Regions from separate parts of the Homo sapiens genome. Here region 1 is linked to region 2. Evidence: read pairs that join two places in POLR2A ChIA-PET (ENCODE). Cell type or tissue: A673. All regions are shown on one strand. Links, peaks and the distances in the headings refer to the core of each region. The heading gives the core; the rest is flanking DNA. Region 1 overlaps BRD8 (bromodomain containing 8). Region 2 overlaps ETF1 (eukaryotic translation termination factor 1).

Evidence for each region. Peaks named below come from ENCODE experiments on the same cell type or tissue, not always from the same donor. Only the 100,000 strongest peaks of a DNase experiment are listed, where the experiment ranks them.
Region 1: POLR2A ChIA-PET joins it to region 2 with 5 read pairs; 6 of 35 experiments call an interaction of 5 or more read pairs at or near these places.

Annotation. Positions count from the first base shown.
Region 1 is chr5:138,159,139-138,163,535 of GRCh38, reverse strand. BRD8 (bromodomain containing 8) reads left to right here. Exons shown (of 27, transcript NM_139199.2): 15 at 192-406; 16 at 1,390-1,482; 17 at 1,672-1,740; 18 at 2,468-2,645; 19 at 3,363-3,467; 20 at 3,937-3,981. Among named protein-coding and RNA genes, the nearest start is that of BRD8, 17 kb to the left of the region's middle. In A673, for the core only: no CTCF peak of the experiment used is centred there; no DNase peak of the experiment used is centred there.
Region 2 is chr5:138,507,345-138,511,741 of GRCh38, reverse strand. ETF1 (eukaryotic translation termination factor 1) reads left to right here. Exons shown (of 11, transcript NM_004730.4): 7 at 138-267; 8 at 542-697; 9 at 1,113-1,177; 10 at 2,926-3,073; 11 at 3,355-4,397. The coding sequence ends at 3,437. Among named protein-coding and RNA genes, the nearest start is that of ETF1, 34 kb to the left of the region's middle. In A673, for the core only: no CTCF peak of the experiment used is centred there; no DNase peak of the experiment used is centred there; H3K27ac peaks cover 442 bases.

The sequences.
Region 1 (4,397 bases), core at 114-4,113, 350 kb after region 2:
TTGTCCAGGTTCTAAATTACTTAACGCAGTGTCTGTAAGTAGATGGTAGTATAAGTGATAGACAGCTGAGTCAGGAAACAGCGTGAGGTCATTTCTAGAACTAATTCTAACCCAAAAGACAGATCATGTTTAATGATGCTTTGCTGGATAGCTTTGCTTGCATTTGTTAACTGGAGCATACTGTATCTAAGGATGCCCCAGGTGAGGATGAGGAGGAAGATGGTGTCAGTGAAGCGGCCAGCCTAGAGGAGCCTAAGGAAGAGGATCAAGGAGAAGGCTACTTGTCAGAAATGGATAATGAACCTCCTGTGAGCGAGAGTGATGATGGCTTCAGCATACACAATGCTACACTGCAGTCACACACACTGGCAGACTCCATCCCCAGCAGCCCTGCTTCTTCACAGTTGTGAGTATCTGAGATTCTTTCTTTGAGGCCAAGGCAGTGAAGGTGAGGAGAGGATCTTTTCCTTCCTTCCTTCCTTCCTGTCTTTTCTCTTTTCTTTTCTTTTCCCTTTCCTTTCCTTTCCTTTCCTTCTCTTTTTTCTTGTTCTCACTCACCCATGCTGGAGGGCAGTGGTGCGATCTCAGCTCACTGCAACCTCCACTTCTCAGGCCCAAGCAATCCTTCCACCTCAGCCTCCTTAGTAGCTGGGACTACCAGCCTGTGCCACCACACCCTGCTAATTAAAAAAAATTTTTTTAGTAGAAACCAAGTTTTGCTACATTGCCCAGGCTGGTCTCAAACTCCTGAGCTCAAGCGTTCCACCTGCCTCGGCCTCCCAAAGTGCTGAGATTACAGGCGTGAGACACCATGCCTGGCCTTTTTCTTTATTTTTAAATTTTTATTTTAAAAAAATTTTTTTAAGGGACAGGATCTATGTGGTCCAGTCTGGTCTTGAACTCCTGACCTCAAGCAGTCTTCTTGCCTTGACCTCCCAAAGCAGTAGAATTAGAGGCATGAGCCACCATGCCTGGCCTGATCTTTTCTTTAGTGTTTCCCTTTTTTGACCTGGAATAAACAGCTGACAAGAAATAATTAGGGCTGGGCATAGTGGCTCACACCTGTAATCCCAGCACTTTGGGAGGCTAAGGCAGGAGGATCGCTGGAACCCAGGAGTTCGAGACCAGCCTGGGCAACACAGTGAGACCCTATCTCTACAAAAAAATTAAAAAATTAGCTGGGCATGGTGGTATGCACCTATAGTCCCAGCTACTTGGGAGGCTGAGGTGAGAGGATTGAGTCTGGGAGGTTGAGGGTGCAATGAACATGATCATGCCACTGCACTCCAGCCTGGGGGACAGAGTGAGACCCTGTCTCAAAAAGAAAAGAGAATTATAATTTTTATTTTTTAACTTGTGCCTAGTGGAATTGCTGTATCTCTGTTTCAGCTCTGTCTGTAGTGAGGATCAGGAAGCTATTCAGGCACAGAAAATTTGGAAGAAAGCCATCATGCTTGTATGGAGAGCTGCAGCTAATCATAGGTGAGTGGGCTTTACCAGTCAGTAGGTTCATTTTCTCCTACTCTTCATTGTTGGTGACTGGAAAAAAGTCTGAGTAGGCTTCTGTGGAACTGCTGGTATTAGTTCTTACTACCTTTAGTTACTTAGAGTAAGTTCCCTCCCTGCACTTCTGGAGAATGTCAGTAATTGCACCTTATTCCTTTTGGACAGGTATGCCAATGTCTTCCTGCAGCCTGTTACAGATGACATAGCACCTGGCTACCACAGCATTGTGCAGAGGTGAGCCATGGTCCACCCAGCATGGTAACTTGCCTGAATTATAAATTGTCCAGTCTTAGTGAAGTTTTGCTTTCGATAGAAAGTTTAAAGCAAGTAAGTTTATGGTTTTGCTATAAGGGGCACTGAGTGCTAAACTGATAATTCCAGTGGCTAGATCACCACTGATAGTCTAAAAGAATAAATCTCCACCAGGAGCGGTGGCTCACGCCTGTAATCTTTGGGGGTGCTGAGGTGGGTGAATCACTTGAGCCCAGGAATTCAAGACTAGCCTGGGCAACATGGCGAAACCCCCTCTCTACAGAAAATACAAGACTTAGCCAGGTGTGGTGTCGCGCATTTGTAGTCCCAACTACCTGGGAGGCTGAGGTGGGAAGGATTGCTTGAGCCTGGAAGTTCGAGGCTGCAGTGAACCAAGGATTGCTTGAGCCTGGAAGTTCGAGGCTGCAGTGAACCATGATTGTGCCACTGCACTACAGCCTGAGTGACAGATCCAGGCCCTGTCTCCAAAAAAAACCTAAATAAACTCCCTTTATTACCTTTCTCAATGCTTATTATATAGATTGTTTCTTGGGTTAAGTGCATGTTTTGGGATAAGGGGTTAGCATTTAAGTCCTGGCAGCTGGGAGTTAAGGTATATATGAGAAAGTCTATATGATAATGTATTCATAGATCTAGGTGCGTCCTCTTTCCATCCCCACTGCTACTTACCCCTGTTCTTTTTTTTTAGGCCTATGGATTTGTCAACTATTAAGAAAAACATAGAAAATGGACTGATCCGAAGCACAGCTGAATTTCAGCGTGACATTATGCTGATGTTTCAGAATGCTGTAATGTACAATAGCTCAGACCATGATGTCTATCACATGGCAGTGGAGATGCAGCGAGATGTCTTGGAACAGATCCAGGTACTTTGAGGATCCTTTGTGTTTCAGCAAGGATGAAATTAAAATACTTCAAGGGGAGGATTCATATTGATGCCAAGAAGGGTTGCTGTGGCTTTTACGTGGATAGCTGTCAGGGACACAATTGAAAACATAATATTTTGTTCTTACTTTTATTTTCTTTGGTGTGGTGAAAGAGTTGTGATACAATATTCTACCTTTCTTGGGCAATTATTTGCAGTTTCATAAAGTTTTTAAATAAAATTTTTTAAAAATGGTGAATGTATATTTTTTAATTACATTAAGTACCTGGTACATAGTAGGTGATCAGCAAATAAGAGTTTCTCCTTTCCTTTTCCCTGCTTTTATCCTATGATTGTGTTACCAGGTACTTTTTGGGGTGTTGAACTTGGAAGAATATTGCAAATCTTTGCACGATTTGTCAAATTACTTAAATTGCTGAATGATCTTTGGTTCATTCTAGTTTTATTATTTTTCTCATTCCTGGAGGATAGAGATTTTGATCCTATGTTATAGCAAAAAAAAGTTAGGGCTGCTTGATTCTTTAGCATCCCTATTGCAACTAGAATTAAAACTTAATATGCTAAACTTCCAATCAGTCAAAATATATTTGAGCCAGAAGAGTACTATACAAAGTTCTATTTACAGTGCTTAAAGTGTACTTAATTTGTCCCTACTAAATCAGGTCTCCATGGCCTACCCTGTTTCTTCTCCCTACAGCAATTCTTGGCCACGCAGTTGATTATGCAAACATCCGAGTCTGGGATCAGTGCTAAAAGTCTTCGAGGGAGAGATTCTACCCGCAAACAGGATGCTTCAGAGAAGGTGAGGCGATCAGGAAGGAACCTGTGTGCCAGTGTTCCAGTAGTAGAAGTCTGAAGCATCCAAGGACCCTTATGTTACTACTTGGTATTGGGCTTCTAGATTCCAATGATATACAGACACATAGATCTTAGAATGATGGTGGTTTGCACCCATCTAAACGTTGAATAAGCCTATTGTAACCGAAAGGCCCAGTCACATGGGAGAAATCATGAGTAGGGGAATTATTAATTCCTCTGGGAGAGTGCTCTCAAGGCGGGGGAAATGGCTTAGCCTGCAGCAGTTGGGGACCATCAGTTTCTGTGCTAGAGGCGTAATGGACAGATTGCTTTTGGATCTCTTTCCTCTTGTTCTTGAGTTTTAAAATTTTGTCCTTGTGTGTGTGGTGCTTGTGTCTCTGTCCTGAGGTTTGGGGTGCTTGTGGCTGAGAGTTTCTGTGGAACCTGATCAGTGTTTGTTTGTCCTCTAACAGGACAGTGTCCCAATGGGCTCTCCTGCCTTCCTTCTCTCTCTCTTTGTAAGTATTGAATGGCTGCAAGGGGTGGTGTTGCCACAAAGATTCTCAGCTCTTAATGGGGGTGGGTGGCAGAGGGAAATCCAACATGCAGACTGTGGCAGTGTCTTGAACTTCTGTTTATTCAGGTCATTGAATAAGAAACTCTTTTCTTCTGCATTCCTGTCTTTCTGCATGTGTGTGTGTGTGTGGGCTGGGTAGGGACTGTTTTTGAGATCACTGGGCTGAAATGTATTCTAGGGGTGAAGGATCTAGGATGTACCTGCTCGTCATTTCCTGACTTCACCTTTTACCAATTCTTTTCTTAACAAATTTAAAATTGGTCAGAGCAGGAGCTGCTAGCTGGCTTTTTAACAGTGTTTCTCATAATGGCAGTACTCAGCAAATAGTTTTTCTCTTGTCTCCTAAAATTAAGTTGC
Region 2 (4,397 bases), core at 279-4,278:
TCCCCATATTTAGACTTCAGTGATCATAATGCTGAGCTTTGCATACCATTAAGAGTTAGTGGGTTTGAGTAAAGGTGTTTTAATAATATTTTAAATAAGTACCAGTAAGTACTAATAATATTTTTTTTGTGTGTTAGAGGTTACAATCAAAAGTTTTAAAATTAGTTGATATATCCTATGGTGGTGAAAATGGATTCAACCAAGCTATTGAGTTATCTACTGAAGTCCTCTCCAACGTGAAATTCATTCAAGAGAAGAAATTAATAGGTATCGGTGAAATGCAACTACTTATTCTGTGAAATGTTTTCGTGTGTGTGTGTGTGTGTGTGTGTGTGTGTATGTGTGTGTGTGTATGTACGTGATTGTATGTATGAGACAAGGTACCAAAAATGTAAAAAGGAATATTTAGTATTTTTATTAACTCTTTTGCCTCAGTAAAAGCATTATTTTTTATCTTCTTTAGTCATTAGGTCGAATAGGTGTGTTTGTATCTACTAGGGAAACTTTAATATATATCCTGTTGACTGATCCCTAATCGTAGGACGATACTTTGATGAAATCAGCCAGGACACGGGCAAGTACTGTTTTGGCGTTGAAGATACACTAAAGGCTTTGGAAATGGGAGCTGTAGAAATTCTAATAGTCTATGAAAATCTGGATATAATGAGATATGTTCTTCATTGCCAAGGCACAGAAGGTATGAGAATTAGAAAATAAGGTTGCTATTTGTTACTGAGCCAGGAAGCCTGGGGTGGAGATTTGGGAGGGATGGCTGATTTCAGGAGCAATCAGAAGGTAGATCTACCCATTGTTCCCCAGTCCTTCAGTCTGTAGCACATTCCTGCATAGATTTTTCTGCTTGAACTGTTTAACGTCTGCTTAAGATTGTTACATCTGCTGAGGACCAGGACTATATCTTGAACATCTCTGATGTTCCTTATGGTTGAAGCATTGTACCTAGTAGACACTCAGTGTATGCTAACATGTTTATGGAAAAAATGTTGAGAGATTGAGTCCCTGAGCCCTTTTCTCATCTAACCTCATCTTATGGAGCTTACACAGATTAGTATATGAGAGCCAGGTTAACACATTTTTTCCTCCTAATACTACAGAGGAGAAAATTCTCTATCTAACTCCAGAGCAAGAAAAGGATAAATCTCATTTCACAGACAAAGAGGTATGTGATTATTTTCTTGGTTTGATGATACGTGCAAGCGTAAATCCGTGTGTTAGAGTACTGGCTGTGTAGAGGGTGAGCTTTGGGAAACCAAACCTTATACTAATTGGGGGTGCTGTGGGAGGTGGTCATCTATCTGCCACATACGAATCTGATTTCAGGGAAGGAGCTGCAGCTTTTTTTTTTTTTTTTTTTTTTTTTTTTTTTGAGACAAGGTCTTGCTCTGTTGCCCAAGCTGGAGTGCAGTGGCATGATCTCGGCTCGCTGCAACCTCCACCTCCTGGGCTCAAGTGATCCTCTTGCCTCAGCCTCTCTGGTAGCTGGGACTACAGGCATACACCACCACGCCCAACTAATTTTTGAATTTTTTGTAGAGAGGCGTTTTCACCATGTTGCCCTGGGCTGGTCTCAAACTCCTGAGCTCAAGCAATCCACTTACCTCGGCCTCCCAAGTGGTGGGATTACAGGTGTGAGCCACCATGACCGGTCTTTTTTTTTTTTTCTTTGAGATAGGGTCCTGGTCTGTCACCCAGGCTGGATTCAGTGGCACAATCATAGCTCACTATAACCTCGAACCCCTGGGCTCAGGCAATCCTTCTGCCTCAGTCTACTGAGTAGCCAGGAGTACAGGCACAAGCCCTCATTCCCTTTTTTTTTTTTTTTTTTTTTTGAGGTGGAGTTTGCTCTTGTCACCCAGGCTGGAGTGCAGTGGTGTGATCTCGGCTCACTGCAACCTCCACCTCCCGAGTTCAAGCAATTCTCCTGCCTCAGCCTCCCGAGTAGATGGGACTACAGGCGCCCGCCACCACGCCTGACTAATTTTTGTATTTTTAGTAGAGACTGGGTTTCATCATGTTGGCCAGGCTGGTCTCGAACTCCTGACCTCAGGTGATCCACCTGCCTTAGCCTCCCAAAATGCTGGGATTACAGGCGTGAGCCACCATGCCAGGCAGCCTAATTTTTTTTATAGAAATGGGGTCTTGCTGTGTTCACCAGGCTGGTCTTGAACTCCTGGGCCCAAGTGATCCTCCTACATTGGTTTTCCAGAGTGGTGAGATTACAGACGTGACCCACCATGCCTGGCCTGGTTTTTGTTTGTTTGTTTGTTTTTGTCTTTGTTTTTAAGTAGTTAAGCAATCAGGAAAACATTTCATTATCCTTGAAATTTAATAGGGAGGAAAATGTAATTTACATAATGCCTCTCCTGCACTGTGAAACCTGTGCTGCTTTCTTCACTTGATCAGCTCTTCCACTGCAGTGGCTTCTCTGGTTTGCTCTAAGTGCATCACAACAGTTGAAAGTATGACCCTCCCGTATGAGATAGGTTTAAATGATAGCTTCCTCAAATTCTGGTTTGGAGAGCTTTGTTCTCTACGAGGCCACTCCCAAAAGCAGTCCTGGAATGTCTCTTCTGAGCCATTGAATGGGTGCTGCTTAGAGACACTACAACAGCCTGACTTCTAGAGTCAACAGTAGGAATCATAAGCTGAATACCCACTGAGTTTTTGTGTTGGTATTTCATAGCTGAGGGTAGAGCCTGAGGAGAAGTGTTGTTTGAAATAATCCGAATTTCTCTGCTGATATCCATTAGGTTATCAAAACCAGAGATGACTTACAGAGCTTTACACACAGACATGCCTATAAATGGGAGGATGAGAGTGATAGGTGGGCAAGGGGCTGTGAGAGGGACTAATTAGCCTTCATATATCCTAATCCCCCATTTTTGTATCTCATGGTCATCCCTGTAGACCGGACAGGAACATGAGCTTATCGAGAGCATGCCCCTGTTGGAATGGTTTGCTAACAACTATAAAAAATTTGGAGCTACGTTGGAAATTGTCACAGATAAATCACAAGAAGGGTCTCAGTTTGTGAAAGGATTTGGTGGAATTGGAGGTGAGTAGCAAATCAGCAAACCAAACTTAAAACCAGGGTCTCAGGTCAAGGTCCCTCCTGGCTAGCCCTAGCCCTGCTTCCGGTGAGGTGCTTATTATCTGCTGGGATAGGTGATTGACGCAGCAGGTGCAGGTTCCTAATTTGGACCCATGTTTATTATTACCTCTTTGCTTTCTGCAATTCTGCAAGAGAATAGGGCTTCCCTTATTCCCTTACCAGCCACCTACACACATGCCCATCCCATGAACACAGGTAATTTACCTTTTGGTTTGTTTCCCCAGGTATCTTGCGGTACCGAGTAGATTTCCAGGGAATGGAATACCAAGGAGGAGACGATGAATTTTTTGACCTTGATGACTACTAGGTAGTCGACATGGGTCCGGCAAAACGTGCCTCACCCTCCAGCATCCAACCCAAGGAGCATACCCATGGTGGAATCCAAACAGATCCCTGCCTTACAATTGGAACATTTCCAGAACTTAATCCATGAGCATTGGATATTGAAAAGAAAACCGAAACAAAACCAGACCCAGCCCTACACTTTGGTTTGTCATGGTGTCAGCGCAGCAGCCTACAACTAAGTTCCTAAACGCCACTTTGGACTAATTTAAAAAAGAATCCCAGTTTTTACTTTTACTGGATGGTGAAATTGGTTGCTCTTGTATTTTATGAAAAAAAATGATTTTTTTAACCTTCATACATAGAAGCAAAAATACTTTAACTGCTGTAAACCTTCAAAAGTTAATAGAAGTGAGATCATACTGGTTTGTTTCTTATTTTGATTGGAGAAAAATTAAATTGCTGCATTTCGCAGTGACCCATTTACATGGCATTCTCAGCTTAGACTGCGTAAGAAGAAATATATGTGGTGAAATGTTGGAACCATTTCTCTCTTGGTCTCTGTTTAATGTTGAAAGGGTGAGCTAATAGGAGGCACTTTCAACTTCACTCCCTCACGCTACCCCGTCCCCCTCCAGACTGGCAGTTTCAAGGATGCAAATTGCATTGCAAAATCAAACTGACTCATGAAGCATTTGGGCCAGTGCACTGTTTACTTCCATCTGTTTGCAGACACATTTGTGCCCGGCGTTTGGGAGCCCTTTGTATCAATGTTCTGACAAGGGTCCCTATAACCTTAACCTACTCGAAACCGGTTTGGGATGGATATGATGGGGCTTCTGTGCTATTGCTGGGATTGGGAGAAATAAAACATGCAATTTAAGTGGAAGCGAAGAAATTTAAAGAGGATTTTATTTTGCTTGGGTCAATCCTTGTTAAAAGGGAGGTGGATGTGTTTTCCTTGTGTTGGATGGCATGAGATTAT